Linked DNA regions of Homo sapiens: region 1 is linked to region 2. The links are chromatin loops, found by intact Hi-C in ENCODE. Cell type or tissue: A673. All regions are shown on one strand.

Evidence for each region. Peaks named below come from ENCODE experiments on the same cell type or tissue, not always from the same donor. Only the 100,000 strongest peaks of a DNase experiment are listed, where the experiment ranks them.
Region 1: a loop joins it to region 2, with 4 times the contacts of the local background. A loop is called at or near these places in 7 of 110 quality-filtered maps.

What each region holds. Positions count from the first base shown.
Region 1 is chr5:162,205,220-162,213,219 of GRCh38, reverse strand. No RefSeq gene overlaps it. Among named protein-coding and RNA genes, the nearest start is that of GABRG2, 140 kb to the right of the region's middle. In A673, a CTCF peak has its summit at 4,063 (motif pointing left); a DNase peak (open chromatin) is centred at 4,029.
Region 2 is chr5:163,343,548-163,351,547 of GRCh38, reverse strand. The region is part of intron 1 of LOC105377700 (a long non-coding RNA gene); the gene reads left to right. Among named protein-coding and RNA genes, the nearest start is that of CCNG1, 90 kb to the left of the region's middle. In A673, CTCF peaks have their summits at 3,562 and 3,765 (motif pointing right); a DNase peak (open chromatin) is centred at 3,777; H3K27ac peaks cover 510 bases.

The DNA.
Region 1 (8,000 bases), 1.1 Mb after region 2:
TGTGTTTCTGTTTATGTGCTGTTTCTTCTCCTTAATCTGTAGGCCACTCAAGAACCTGTAGAAGACATGAAAATATCAGTCAACTCAAAGATTTAAATGTGGACAAGGAATGCCATAAAAAAGCCAACAGGGAATATTTTACTATATTTCCTTTCCCTCCCTCCCTCCCTCCCTCTCTCCCTCCCTCCGTTCCTTCCTTCCTTCCTTCCTTCTCTCCCTCCCTTTTTCTTTTCTTTTAATCTTTTGAAGATACAGGGTTTCTCTCTGTCACCCAGGTTGCAGTCAGTTGGCATGATCACAGCTCACTTTAGCCTCAATCTCCTGGGTTTAAGCAATCCTCCCACATCATCCTGAGTAGCTGGAACCACAGATGCCCACCACCACACTTGGCTAAGAGTTTTGTTTTTTAAGTAGTAGACACAGGGTCTTGCTTTGTTGCCCAGGCTGATCTGAAACTCCTGGCTTCAAGTGATCCTACTGCTTTGCCCTCCCAAAATGTTGGAATTATGGATGTTGAGCCATTGACCCTAGGCTTCTTTTTCCTTAATAACATCAGAATGGGAAAGTCTGTCCAAGTATTTTCCCAAAGCTATTATTGAAGTGACTGATAAATGCAGGAAAAAACACACCCATTTCTCCCATCTCTGACCCCTGGCCACCCAGTCCCTCTACTCAAAGACCACCAACTGTCCTGATGTTTGAATACAATTTGAAGTTGTCTATGCATGTAGAATAACAGAGGGACATGGAGCACTTAACATTTAACACAAATGTTAACAGACTACAAATTGTTCTTCTTCTTACTTTTAAAAAAAAAGATATTCAAAGTTCTGGATCAACAAAATAAAATTACCTAGTTCTTTATATATCATAGTTTTCCGTTGTATTACTCTGCATAACTTACTTAACCAGGAATGATTGATGTGTATTTTTCTTCTTTTCAGTGTTTTGCTATCACTAACATGCTTTGATGACATTCTTCAATTCATATCAGTGAGTATATATTTTGAGTAAATCTTTAGAAACTTTATAAACATTCTAGTTTTTAAAATTACTGAAAAATTTATCTTAAGGACATTGAAATCATGTATCCTCCACACCAATCAAAGGTGAGTGTTCCTGCTTCCCCAATACCCCGAGGAAGCTGTAGATTTACTGAACGACTTTTTTATCTTTACCAATCAGGCAGTTGAAATGGCAGTATGTGGCTTTAAATGGTATTTTAAAAAATATTTTAAGTCAGATTGAACATTTTTTCAAAAATTTTAAAATTACTTTCCTTTTAACTATGTTTGGTTGTTACTCATATTTATTCTACCTGAATTTTAATATTTTTTGTCTTAGAACAGCCATTTGTATATTAATAATATAAGCCATTTGTCTGTAGTATTAGATAGAAAATACTTTTTCCTAACCTAATTTCTTTACCATCTTCAGTCATATTTATTGGGTTTATGGGTGTGTGCACATATGTGCACATGCTCGTAAGCATAAGTGTATTTATCGCTCCCCTTAAAAGTTTTTTTTTTTTTTTGAGGTGCTGCTTCTTTTTTTTTTCTTAAATTTGAGACAAAGTCTCACTCTGTTGCCCTGGTTGGAGTGCAGTGATGCAGTCTTGGCTGGCTGCAACCTCCGCCTCCCGGGTTGAAGCGATTCTTCTGTCTCAGCCTCCCTAGTAGCTGAGATTACAGTCATGTGCCTCCATGCTCTGCTAATTTTGTATTTTTGCTAGAGATGGGGTTTCACCATATTGGCCAGGCTGGTTTCAAACTCCTGACCTCAAGTGATCCATCCACCTCAGCCTCCCAAAGTGCTGGGATTACAGGTGTGAGATACCATGCCTGGCTAAGGTGCTACTTCTTAAATTGTTTAATTAATGACAAATCAGAAAATCAGACCGTTCAAAACAATTCTCTTTGCTTTGCTTTGCTTTTACTTTTTAGCTGCAGGGTTTTGCTCTGTTGCTCAGGCTGGAGTGCACTGGTGCCATAATAGCTAACCATAGCCTTGAACTCAAGGGCTCAAACACCCTTCTCAGCCTTTCAAATAGCTAAGACTACAGGTGAGTGTCACCTCACCCAGCTAATTTAATTAATTAATTAATTAATTTTTTATATTGGCAGGATCTCCCCATGTTTATTAGGATGGTCTCAAACTCCTGGCCTCAAACGATTCTACCGACTTGGCCTCCCGAAGGGCTGGGGTTAAAGGCATGAGCCACCATCTTTAGTCTAGAACAGTTTTCAAGTTCACATGGAACAAAACTTCAGTTTTCTTTGTTTTTTTTGGTAAATAAAAGGATAACCAAAGCAAAACTATATTCTATTTTATTTATTTATTTATTTTGGAGACAGGGTCTCCCTTGCCGCTCAGGCTGGAATGCAGCAGAGCGATCATAGCTCACTGTAGACTTGAAGTCCTGGGCTTGAGCAATCCTTCTGCCTCAGCCTCCCAAGTAGCTAGGACAACAGGCGTGCACCACCACCCCAGGGTAATTTTAAATTTTTTTGTAGAGATAGGGTCTCACCATGTTGCTTACTCTAGTTTTGAACTTTTGACCTTAAGCAATCCTCTCTACTCAGCCTCCCAAAGTGCTGGGAATACAGACATGAGTCACAGTGCCCAGCCTATATTCTCTTTCATACTGAACATACTGTACTGATGTTTTGTTAAGATTTGTTTTTCATTAGGAAAATGCTTAGATTCTATCAATGCTGTTAACTTCTGAATCATGTTTCCATTCAAGGAAGGAAAGATTAATTGGAGTTTTATATTCTATAATTTCCACCATTTGTATTAGAAAAATGTACAAAGAACAAATGTAACTTAATCAGAAATATTCAAAACTGTCTACTTATTTTAATATTTTATTTAATATTTTAATTAGCTCACTTTGTAAAAATATTGGCTACTTCAGACACAAAATATTCTTGTAGGGATGTAATTAAATTTTAGTGCTGCTCATTTTTATTCATTAGCAAAGAGGACTTCATTTGAATTTTTATTGGTGAGTTAACTGAGTTAGTCTATGGCATATCCAGCAGCCAGACCGACATCATCATTTAAACATGCCTGTATATATGTTTATTTACAGTGCAGGTTCTGTTACTTGAAGTATATTCAAACATATAATTATTGTTTGAAGAAAGTGTTAAGGACACTGATTTATTTAGTAACCAGCTCTATACCGAAAGCTTTGCAAATGCTCTCTCCTTCTGTACCTCTCTCTGACACTCTCTCCTCTTTTATCTTTTGCTTTATCTGTATATTCTCTTTTTTGTGGGAGGAATTACAAGAGAATTAATCAGAATTTACTATTGGAAGAAGGTGAGAAAATACAAATTTAGTTTTTATATTTTATACTATCATGCTATTTACATTTTTCTTCATAAATATATATTCTTTTCATTTATTTCTAGAAAATATGTTAACAGTGGATTTCCCAGCATGGAGATTATCCATCCCCTCCTTGATTTTTATTCTATAGTAGAGAGAACACAGCAACAGAAAATATGCATTCTTGCAAAAATATTTAAAATCCTGGATCCTATGCCATCATGGTCCATATGGGCATTTGCAGACAGGGAGACAAGGTTCAAGGAAAGTGGTTTATTTGGGAGGTGATCCCAGAGGCACTGGCAGAGGAGCAGGGGAGTGAGACAGAGAAGGAAAGTGCATTGTTTCTCCAATTCACTGGATTTTCATCCCCACTAGGATGAAGCTGTAAGTCAGTGTGGCACATGTGCCTCAGAGTCAACCCATAGGAGGGTACACTGGCGAGGGGTGTGGGGCAGGGAGCTGCTCCCAAGGAGTGTTAACTCTCTGGCCCTTCAAACCTGCCAGAGGTTTGGGGAGAGCAGGCTCTGGCAGCCAGAGAGAATCCTCAGGGAGCAGAAAGCCAGTTGTGCGTGACAGTCATAATGCCCTAGTGGGTACAGGCAGGAAGCTTCAAATCAGCCTCGCATTTTCTGACATGTACCCAGAGCAATGAGCACTCCATCATAGCTTCCTGTGGTCTGAGGCTGTCACTGAGTCTTCTCTCTCTACTGCCCTCATCTGGCCACTACTGACCGTTAGGGGCTGCTCAGGACTTACAGACAGATCCTCTGGAAAAGAGTAACTCCTCTGAGGCCAGCTTGCAGGGCAGATGAACCTCACTTCACCTATGTAGCATTCATTTGTGTTTGCCTACACAGAGGAGTCCGGCTTCTAAAAAACCCCTCAGTTGTCACTGGGAGATGCTCCTCCCTCATGCAAACAGTCTCAGTTTATGTGAATCAGGATGAACACATGCAGATTTCAATCAGTACAGTTTAAATAACGGCAGGTAAGTTCTAAGGTCTTTGTTAAGAATACCAGAAAAGGGGTCCACATCTTTGTTCTTGAGCTGAAGTTGGAAAGATTTTGCCTTTGTTGTCTCTGTTTGCCATTGGGTGACCACAGGGACTCTCTGAGTGTGGGTTAGCACAGTAAAAGAGAGCTGAGTTCGAGAGAGAGGTAAGGTCCTGAGCCATCATTTGGGGGTGTCATCTTTATTCCAGGATTGCTTAAATGCCACACCTACCCCTGGGTTTCTTTAACCTCAGTAGATAAATCAGTTTAAGTAATGCATTTTGTTCATTTGTGTAGATGAGTTTCTAAAATGAAGCATTAGGTGATCAGATCATTTCTGAATAAGGGTAATGAGATATGGGAAAGACTGAAAACAGTATCAACACAATAATGACTGTGTTGAGAAACAGCACTCCTGGATTTGCCAAGGAATTAGAGACGGGACAAGTCAAGTCCTCATTTCTGAAAGATCTGGAAAACACAAGAGGGGACCAAGGAATGCAGGGTTTCTGCTTCAGGAAATAAGCCTGTCAGTTACTTACAACACAGGACCCTCAAGAGAAGAAATCCTGCAAAAACTGAGCTACTAAAACCAAGGATGTCAGCAACATAGATCTTCCTTTCTATTGAGCCTCTCTTTCCGGTTTTCTTGTCATCCTTCTCCCCTTTTCTGCTCTCCAGAACATTATTTGTACCAGGCTATGGGGATGGGCAGAATGCACATAGTTCATCAATATTATTCTTGAATTCTGTATTTATGAATTCACCTACTCTCCAAAATTGATATGTAATCCCCAAATTGATACAGCACTTTTACAGTCACTGGAGATGCGAAAAGTCCAGTGAAAAATTTGTTACCAGAAGTTCACATTCCCAAATGAGATTGAACTCTTCCATTTTGTTTCAGCTCTCATTCTGTAAACAAGTTTTCTTTTAGTGGTCAATTTAGTGCCACATTTTTCCCATTTTTGACTTTCTGTTGATGATTTTGTCATTAAAATGGCCCCCAATCAGAGTGCTAAAGTGCTGTGTAGTGTTCCTAAGAGTAAGAAGGCTGTGATGTGTCTTAGGGAGAAAATGTGTGTATGATAAGGGAGAAAATGTGTGTATAGATGGAAGCTATAGTGCTATTGGCCATAAGCTCAGTGTTAATGCATCAATGGTGTATTACATGAGTTTTCTGTAAATAGAAACATGTAAAACAAGGTTATATATTTATCAGTTGAAAATGTGGGCCAAGCATGGTGGCTCACACCTGTAATCCCAGCACTTTGGGAGGCCAAGGCAGGTGAATCACCTGAGGTCAGGAGTTTGAGACCATCCTGGCCAACATGGCCCCATCTCTACGAAACCCCATCTCTACTAAAAATACAAAAATTAGCCAGTCCTGGTGGCACGTGCCTGTAATCCCAGCTACTGGGGAGGCTGAGGCAGGAGAATCACTTGAACCAAGGAGGTGAAGGTTGCAGTGAGCTGAGATTGTGCCATTGCACCCCAGCCTGGGCAACAAGAGTGAAACACTGCCCCCCACCCCCAACTCCCCCCAAAAAAAGAAAAAGAAAATGTTGTGACCAGAGGTTTGTAGAAATTTCACCCTCCATTTCCCCCAGAAGCAATGGTTCAGCCTTTGCTAATTACATTTTTTAGAATGACTTTATATAGCATAACTACCACAAATAATGAGAATCAATGGTGTCTTTGCTCCTTTATTGATTTAACCTAAGTGTCATTGTTCAAAGTGCACTTGTCTGGATTTAGGCCAACCTGCATCCTCACATGCATCTGCTCATATGTTACTCTATGCACCTCAGTTTCCTACAAATATGAATAATGATACCAACCTGATAGATTTGTTTTGGAGATTAATGTTAGTTAACATAAAGTGCTTATTTCAGTGCCTTGCAATATAAAAAATGCTCAATAACATTATTTTCAGGTGATGCCTTTTTAATTCTAGCACACAAGTGTAAGTGCTCATTATGTTTTTGCTTAAACAGATTTCAGGTAGATCAACCTAGAAGTGGTGCCCCAAGGTGGCTGCTGTTCCTCATATCTCTTTCGGTTTCTTAAAGGGAAGCTATTTTTTTAATGGAGAAGTTGGGTTCCCTTCTCCTGCATCCTGACTATTTTATACCTTTATCAGGTTTCTCAACTTCTTCTGACAGATTTAACTTGACACCGCTCCCCTTACCTCCCTGCTCAGAGCTGTGGGCTATCACGACTGTCATCACTTGGCAGCTTAGCTTGCTGTCCTGGACTGTTCTTTAAGGAATAGTTCAATGAGACTGCAGTGAACTTTTCAGTTTTAGAAAAATCATTAAGTTTTCTTACATGGCAAAAGTAATTTTTTTAAATAAAATGTTTAGTAGTCACCTAGCAAATCCTAAACAAAATCAGGGTGGCATAAACACCTGCCTATTTATTTTGTTTGGAAACTGCTTCAGGAAGTTTTCAGTCTCTTAGACTTTAATTTTAAAGAGGACTCTGGCCATATCTCAGGCTGTCTGTGGGTAGAACATTCTCTTTAACCAACAATACTGAGTGTCAAATTATTATGCTTCTCTCATCCTCCCTTAGAGGCAGGGCCTCTAAGATGGGCAAAAACTTGAGGTTTTGTGACCCCTTTGCGTGTTAATGCCTATTTTGCTTTTTATTTGAAGAAGGAGAAAGACAAAAGGGCTTGGATTTTGCATCCCATGTGTTTTCTGAAAACAGCTTGATTGGAAGTGAGGTGAAGTTTGTCCTGGGGGAGAAATCATTTTTTCTTCTCTATGCATTCCTCCTCCATTTCTGTGGCTCCTCTCCTGTATCCCTCCCTGCTGAGAAATTTGGAAGCATCCTTGTCTCAGGTTTCCCTGTAGGTCAGTGTCTTTCCCTGACACTCCTATCACCCCTACTGAAGAGAAGCTGTCTCCTCTGTTCTATGACCTTAGGGTCCTGTTTCCCATCCCCCCATTTTTCATAATCTTTTTGTTCAGCTTTATTGAGATATAACTGAAGACAATAAAAATTGCATGTATTTAAAGTATACAAGGTGATGTCTTGATATATGTATACATTGTGAAATGATTGCCACAATCAAGCTAATTAACATAACCATCACTTTGTATAGATGCCATTTGTGTGTGCCTGTGTGTGTGTGTGTGTGTGTGTGGTGAGAACACTTAAGATCTACTCTCTTAGCAAATTTCAAGTATACAATACATTTTACCAGCTATGGTCACCATGCTGTACGTTAGATCTCTAAAACTTACTCATCCTGTATAACTGATAGTTTCTTTTCTTTGATCACCATTGTTGGATCTCCGCAATCCCCCACCCTACCCTGGCAGCCACTATTTTACTCTTGCTTCTATGAATTTGACTTACCACATACAAATGATATAATGCAGTATTTAATTTTCTGTGCCTGGCTTATTTCATTTAATATAAGGAACTCAAGTTTCGTCCATTTTGGTGAAAGTAACAGGATTTCTTTCTTTCTTGAGGTTGAATAATATTTCATTGTGTGGGTAAGGGTGTGTGTGTGTCTGTGTGTGTGTACATATGCATGTATATACATGTACATGTATATACATATGCATGTATATACATGTACATGTATATACATATGCATGTATATACATGTACACATCGACATTTACATGAATATATATATTTACATATAC
Region 2 (8,000 bases):
GGCAGTACACTGCTGGCTTCCCTTCATCCTAGAGCAAGAGTCTTTTTAAGAGGACTCTGGTCCAGCTACATTTCTATGTGAGTACCTACCTCCTCTTCTCTCCACACACTCTGGGTTTCTCTTCTCCCATCTCCCTAAGGAATTCTCTTGCCAACCTTTCAGGTGGCTTGAGGAGAGAGAGGGGATAAATGTCACTCTATCCCTATAAATACCCTTCAAAGTATTTTCTGTCTCCCTTATAGAATCTCTGGGCTTCTTTTATTGTGGTTGAAGGTTTTTGATGAGCTAAGAGTTACTACTAGACTGGTTGAGTTACCTTTTAGCATGTCCTTCAGACATGTGTCTAGCACACCTGTGTTAAAGGCATGGGCATTACTTACCCATCATGGTCAGCACCAGGTCTCCAGGAGATAACAAGAAATTGCTGTTTCATTGGTATATAGCTATTTGTTTACCCAGACATATTTCCTTGTACTGTATTCATAAGCAATCTGAGGGCAAATCTTCTTTTAAATTTTTTTTTCAGTTTATTACTTGTTCAATGAATAAGTAGACATTCAGTCCTCTAATTGCTAATTAAATGAGGATAGAATGTGCCAAGTTTTATAGTAGGTGTTGGGGATATAACAAAGATAACAAAGACATAGCCCATGACTTTAAAGTTCTATTTTAATGGGGTAGATATATATTAAAGAAGCACAAAAACCTACAGTTAATTTCTAATGTTGATAAGTGCTATAAAACGAAAATGGAGAGTCCTGTCAGAAGGCATAAATGGAGTGGGGTGAGGTGAGGATAAAGAAGCAGTTGGGGTCTGACCATGCAGAGAACTGCAAGGCACTCAAGAGGATCTGGATTTTTATCTTAAGAGCAATGGAAAGCCTTTGGAGGGTTTTAAGTACAGGAGCATTGTGTTCCCATTTTCATGCCCAGGTGGTTCAGATTCAATAACTTTTTGGCATAGAGGACATAGATAACAAATATAGGAAAGGTCACTCATCAACAGAGGGCAATGCCTCAGTTTCAGTCCCACAAATGTCCTGCAAATCCTACTGCTGAAGTCATGCTTCCATTATTATGCTCCCTGCTGATCTGAGACTGGATTTGATCAGATGGAGCTGTGTTTAACGGACAGTCCTCTTCTCTGCAGAAACATTTTGGTGCAGTCCTGCAGATTTCAGATAACCTAATGGCGAGAATTCTGTTCTTTCAGTGGGAAACCATAGCAACAGGCCACTTAGGAGGCACACTATATAATCTATCTGTTCTTCACTTAGTATTCTGCAGTCCTGAAATAGTCATCATTGCCTAATATGAGTATGCAAAAGGTCAGGCAAATATAAGCCCCATGACAGTGCAGTTCTCTCTCTAACCACAGGGTAGGGGCAGGGAAGGCATCCTCTGTTGGAGGCAAGAATCAGATTTATTGGGGCCAGGAAGGAGAAAGGATTTGGGACCAGCAGCTCTTTGTTTTAATACAAATTGTAAACCAATCTTTAATCTCCAAGTACATAGAATTGCTCCTTTTCTAAAACTGTATACATAGATAAGCTCGGTATTGTACTTGGTACAATAAATGCTAAACTGCAAGGTTTAGGGTTCAGAACATTTATGTCCTAGCATTTGCGATGCCACAGCACATCTCCTCATCTGCTTTAGGTGAAAAATAGTAATCCATAAGCCCTTTGATAATTGCATGTAGGATTCAGGACTACAAAGAGCCAAAATTTCCAGCTTAGTATCCATCAAAGCATATAGTTTAAAAGGATCTTTGGTAAAAAACAGGTGGAAATGGTAAGCTCTTTAGGGAAGAGGATTCAAAACAGTTGGTCACCGTGTAATTTGGTTAGCATTTGGTAGGTGGAAAATGGAGAGCCATAGAAAGAACAAAAAAAGAGAGAGGAAAAGGAAAAGGATCTTTTTGGGCTTCCCACTATGCTAGTAAGACTTTTGGAAATGTATATATTTATATATATACACATATTACTACTACTTTGGTAAGCTGTCTGAGGGCAAGGCTTCTTTTACTTGCCCTCAGATTGCTTACCATAGTTGTAGTAATTAAGTAGTAAGGTATTTATATATATATGTTTGTATATATAAAGCACATCTTAAGGTGCCACTTTCTTTTTCTTTTTAAACCCTAACTGGAAAAGTTTTCCCTTTTTCTTTCTCCCCTGTGATCTCACTGGGTCTTGCATTTCCATTTTGATTTCTGGTGCTTGGCACTGGTACCATTTTGTGAAGTGGTTCTCCGAGCAGCCATCCCTAAGTGCTCCAGTGGGCTGTATTCTACGTCTATCACCCTCTCCCTAATGCAAGCACCACAAAGCCTGGTGGCTAAGAATATTTACCTACCACCATTGTTGATTCACATCATTGGTTTTTCAATGGCTCACTAAGAAGACCTTTAAAGAGATCACACAAGTTACATGGACATGACACCATGGCCAGAAGCCTATGGGAAGAGAGGGATGAACCCCAGTGTAAAATGGACATTTGCTAGGCGGACTGCACCTGAAGTTTAGAAAGGGAGAAATCAGAGCTCCTGGAAATGATGCCCAGAGGTATTTAGTTTGCTTCACTTTTTTATCTATCCTTTATTCTTTCATTTATTGAACAAATATTCTTTGAGCTTCTATTTGCCTGGTGTTGTGCTAAGTATTGGGGACACAACAGAGAAACGAATAGACGTAGTTCCTACCCAAAGAATATCATGGTCTGCTGTGGAAACAAATAGGTAGGCAATTAGAATACAGTGTGATGAGGATCATGAGCCTTGGTCATGTGATTTTTTTTTTTTTTTTTTTTGAGACGGAGTCTCGCTCTGTCACCCAGGCTGGAGTTCAGTGGCGCAATCTTGGCTCACTGTAAGCTCCACCCCCTGGGTTCATGCCATTCTCCTGCCTCAGCCTCCTGAGAAGCTGGGACTACAGGCGCCCACCACCACGCCCAGCTAATTTTTTTGTATTTTTAGTAGAGACGGGGTTTTACCGTGTTAGCCAGGATGGTCTTGATCTCCTGACCTCATGATCCACCCGCCTTAGCCTCCCGAAGTGCTGGGATTACAGGCATGAGCCACCGCGCCGGCTGGTCATGTGATTTTATGTGTGTGAGAAATAAACTTTTCTTGGTGTAAGCCACTGAGATTTTATGGCTGGTTGTTGCTACAGTATAGCCTATCTTACCATAGCTAACAGGCTGTATCTGCATGAAGAGGGATTATGCCAGCCTAAGTAATCTCTTAAGCCTTGTTTTTTCATGCTTCAGGAAGGAAGAGCTTTCAGAGGCCAGGATTCATTTCACAAATTGATCTCTAGCCACAATATTGTAGAAATTGGCCTTTCTTTATTTCTGTCTTACTAAGAAAGAAAGCTAGGATCGGTATTCCTTCTGTTTACCTTATATTTATAGTCTTCCTGTGCTTTAGCTGATTTTGGCATCTGAGGAAATTTCACACCATCAATTCTCAAAAACCAAGGAGGGAGTTCTGTTTTTTTCCCAGCTTCCATGTGCCTGCTTGATACAAATACAGCTGAGTAATTTTTCCCTACTTCTTGCCCTTCTAGAGCACCAAAGATGTCTTGTCTTTAACATTATTGTTTTTTTCATATTGTGCAACATTTTCAAGCAACAAGAGAAATTACCTACAGCTGCCTATCAGCAGGGCTGGGGCAAAGAGATTACAAAAGAAGTTTTATTTTAAATGAAATTGAACTAGTTTCTTCAACACAAAATATGCAGGCTGTCTCTTCCAGCCGTTTGCCGGAAGGGGGCAGTATAAGAACATGGTTTGCTCATCCCTTACTGCACCAACTCATTTAAGAATCTGCATTTCAGAGTGTTTATATTAGGAATCACACTAAGTGTTTTGTGAAATTATTTTTACATATATTTCCAGGGCTGAGAAATTTCAGAGCGCTCTGAAAAAAAAAAAAAAAAAAAGACCCAACATGCATGAGAGTTTTTTAATGGACTTGGTTTATACCCCTGAAGACCAAAGTGGATTTCTTTTCTTTTCTTTTCTTTTTTTAAGCTGAAAGGCTGGACAAAATGTAGGCTGGAGGAAGACCAGGCACATGAATTTAAGCCCATACTGGCCTTTGTCTTGTTTCTTCTACTCTTGGTGGAATGGTTAATGCAGAGTGAAAACTATTTGCAGAATTTGGCTTTCTCATATCCTTTCTCTGACTAGAGGCAGCTAAAACTCAGCAGTCCTTTAAAAAGGATTCCTAAATCAGCACGAATTCAGCATATTCAAGTGCACCAACAACTAGATATTTTGGAGTAGAAATGCTGAATCTGACAGGTGTGGTGGAAACAACAGTGGCTTCTGAGTGTGTCGGTGAAAGTCTGCGTGGACTTCAGCTTCTTTATTAACTACAGGGAATGAATAAGAATCTCTATGACCCTTTTTATATTTGAATATCTATGATTCCAAAATCTGGAATTATTATTCTACTACTATTATTACTAATACTACTGCTACTGTAAATGACATTTATTACACTATTAATATCTGCAAGGGATATTAATGAATGCTTCCCATTCATTATGTCCTTCGGTTTTTACAGCAATACAATGAGGTAAACATTATCAACCTGATTTTATAGGCTACAAAGCTGAGGATCAGAGAAGTTTAATGAATTGTCCAACGTCACAAAGCTAGCAAAGGGTGAGAACTTGATCTAGATCCAAATATTCTGACTCCAAAAGTCTCTATCTATGCTTAACCTTTGCTATGCTATTTTTTTTCTTTTAAATTCTAGCACTTGTCTCTTTCTTTGGTCTCTGACATACCCATGCGTGGTGCCAGGCTAATATGATTACTGTCTTTGGCCACTAGCCTTTGCCTCTGCCCATCCCAGTTTCTAAGGCTCCCACTACCCTCTTCCTGTATATCTAAATATTATTCATTCTTCAAGTTCTAGTTTATGCCTGTGCTCTTGCCTGACTCCTTTAGCCCATGTGAATCAGTTTTTCTCCTGGAATTTTATTGCACTTATAAACCATTCTATATAATTTAGACTCAACTCGATCTTGTCTGTCATTTTGCTCTGTGTTTTAAATAAGTTGGCTTCGTCAATATTAACCATAGTGCAAGGCTCCTGAGGATGGAAAACACATCTTAGTCCTTTTAAGCTCCTGCTATGAAGAGTGCAGGGTTGCATAACAAGTTGGGGATCAATAATTTCTTCTTGTTTGCTAGAGATAGACCTCAGGCAAAAATGATCTCTTTTACTTCCAAAAATTATGGCAGTCTCTGAGAAAAATAGTTTTCTAGTCTTGCTTTAAAAACAAAACTAAAAACAAAACAACAAAAACCTAAGAAATTTCAAACCTCCCTGGCCAATATTGTTACTTATTTCACAAGTTGAACAATCAGAAATTATTATTATTATTATCATTACTATCATATAAATGGTTAACATTTATAGGTTATTATATTCCAAGCATTGGGCTTAGTTGTTTTACATGAATTTTATTTCTGTATTCAAAATAGCACTATCAGGAGAGCAAGTCTCTCACTTTATAGACAGTATAGCAGGTTTAGAGAGGTTGAATAATTCATATAAGCTCTCACAGAGCTGGTTAGTGGCAGAACGAGGACTATAGCCTATTTTTTTTTTTTTTTCCTGATTTCAGGCCTGGTTTTCTTGTGTTTGGCTTAATTGCACCGTGTTGCAAATTTGCTTGTTCCTACAAATGACAATGCATGTCTGTTTTTCAAACATACCTGTTCCCCTCCACCTAGAAAACTGTCTAGCTTATTATTTTTAGATCTATATTTTAAATACTCATCTCCAACCAAGTGTCCAGTGGGAATCTGGCCGTCCTCATGATAGTAGACTGAATTAGGGTTCTCCAAGGATGTCTACATCCTAGTCCCTGGAACCCATGAGTACCGCAAATGTTGCAGATGTTGCAGAAAGTTTGCAGAATGTGGTTAAGAGTCGTAAGTTGGAATTATCCTACATCATTCAGTGGACCTTGAAGATAACCCTAATGGCCCTTATAAGAGGCAGGCAAGAAGGTCAAAGACAGGAGAAGGCTGTGTGATCATGGAAGTGGATATTGAAGCGATGCTGCCAGGAGTTCAGGAATGCTGCAGCTGTTAGAAGCTGGAAAAGGCAGGAAACAGATGTGCCTCTGGAGCCTTTGTAAGGATAGCCTTGCCAACATCCTGATTTTAGCTCCTTAAAACACGTGTTGACCTCTGGTCTCCAAAGTATAAGAGAATAAATTTGTGTTATTTTAAGCTGCTGAGTTTGTAATTTTTTTTAAAATAACAGCAATAGGAAACTAGTACTCTAAGAGTTCCATTGGATATACACACTTTCATGGCCTGAGGAGCAGGACTGGGTCCGATTGCTTATACTAAACCCTTACTCTTGCCTCTTGGAGCTACAGGGGATGACTCCATCTGAAAGGAGTGAAGAAACTAGGGCCAGCTCTAAATGCTGTCTAGTGTCTAGGCAGTAATAAGTGGGCAGTACAGGAGAAAACTGCAATCATACCCTCAATCCACTGAAGTTTTTTTTTTATTTTGACAAAGTAGGGGAAAGCTGATGGGACAAGATGTGACTTCATAATGTACCATGGAATGAGATGGGCTTACTGTTTGAGGGCTTTAATGAAGGTAGTTCTTTATTTTGTTGTGTTTGTTTTTGACCCCTTAGTAGATGATGTAGTTTGGGTATTTAGTCCTCCTAAATCTCATGTTGAAATGTAATCCCCAGTGCTGGAGGTAGGGCGGGATGGGAGGTGTTAGAGGCATGGGGGTGGATTCCTCACGAAAGGCTTGGTGCTGTCCTTGTGATAGTGAGTGAGTTCTCCAGAGACCTGGCTATTTAAAAAATGTGTAGCACCGGCCGGGCGCGGTGGCTCATGCCTGTAATCCCAGCACTTTGAGAGGCCGAGGTGGGCGGATCACGAGGTCAGGAGATCGAGACCATCCTGGCTAACACGGTGAAATCCCGTCTCTACTAAAAATACAAAAACAAAATTAGCCGGCGTGGTGGCAGGCGCCTGTAGTCCCAGCTATTCGGGAGGCTGAGGCAGGAGAATGGCGCGAACCAGGGAGGCGGAGCTTGCAGTGAGCCGAGATCGCGCCGCTGCACTCCAGCCTGGGCGACATCGGATTTCTTCCTGTCTCCTCACTCTTTGTCCTATGTCATTGCCTCATTGTTAGGTTCCATACATGGCCCTGGCTACTGAGGTTCTCCCTTGACAGGGTCAAAATGATTTCACAGCTTACACCATATGATCTCTATTTACAGAGGAGATCTCTTTTAGTGCTCCCACATCATTTCTGGCATTCACTCTCTCTCTCTTTGACTGGCTGGCATTGGGTCACATGTCTCCCCTTGAACCCATCTCTGGGGCCTGGAGGATGGGATACAGAAACTGTATTAAGCCAAATGTAATCCATTCATTCACCTTGGAACATGACTAAGAATGGGAAGATGAGTACTCAAGAAAGAAAATCAGAATTATTTGGTGGGGGAAAGGGAAGAAAATGCTGGGGAGAAAGGTATTGTGCTAGCACAAACTCAGTGCAGATGACTCGTAATGGTTTTCTTATTTATAAGATGGGTTCTGTTACTAGAAAGAAGATGAAAGGATATTGAGGATGTAAAACCGTTAGCTATTCGTGACACATCAGTCAATAATTGTTACTCATTATATTAGGATATTATCCATCCATTCATTTTATAGAAAGTGGGGTCCAAAAGATGCTGTGACTTCATCAAGGTAGCAGAGGTAATAAGTGGCCAAATTGGTACTAATATATTCATCAATATATTATTATTATTATTTTGAGATGGAGTCTCTATCGTACAGGCTAGAGCACAGTTTCACCATCTTGGCTCACTGCAGCCTCTGCCTCCCGGGTTCAAGCGCTTCTCCTGCCTCAGCCTCCAGAGTAGCTGGGACTACAGGTGTGCACCACCATGCCCAGCTAATTTTTTTTATTTTTTTGTATTTTTGGTAGAGAC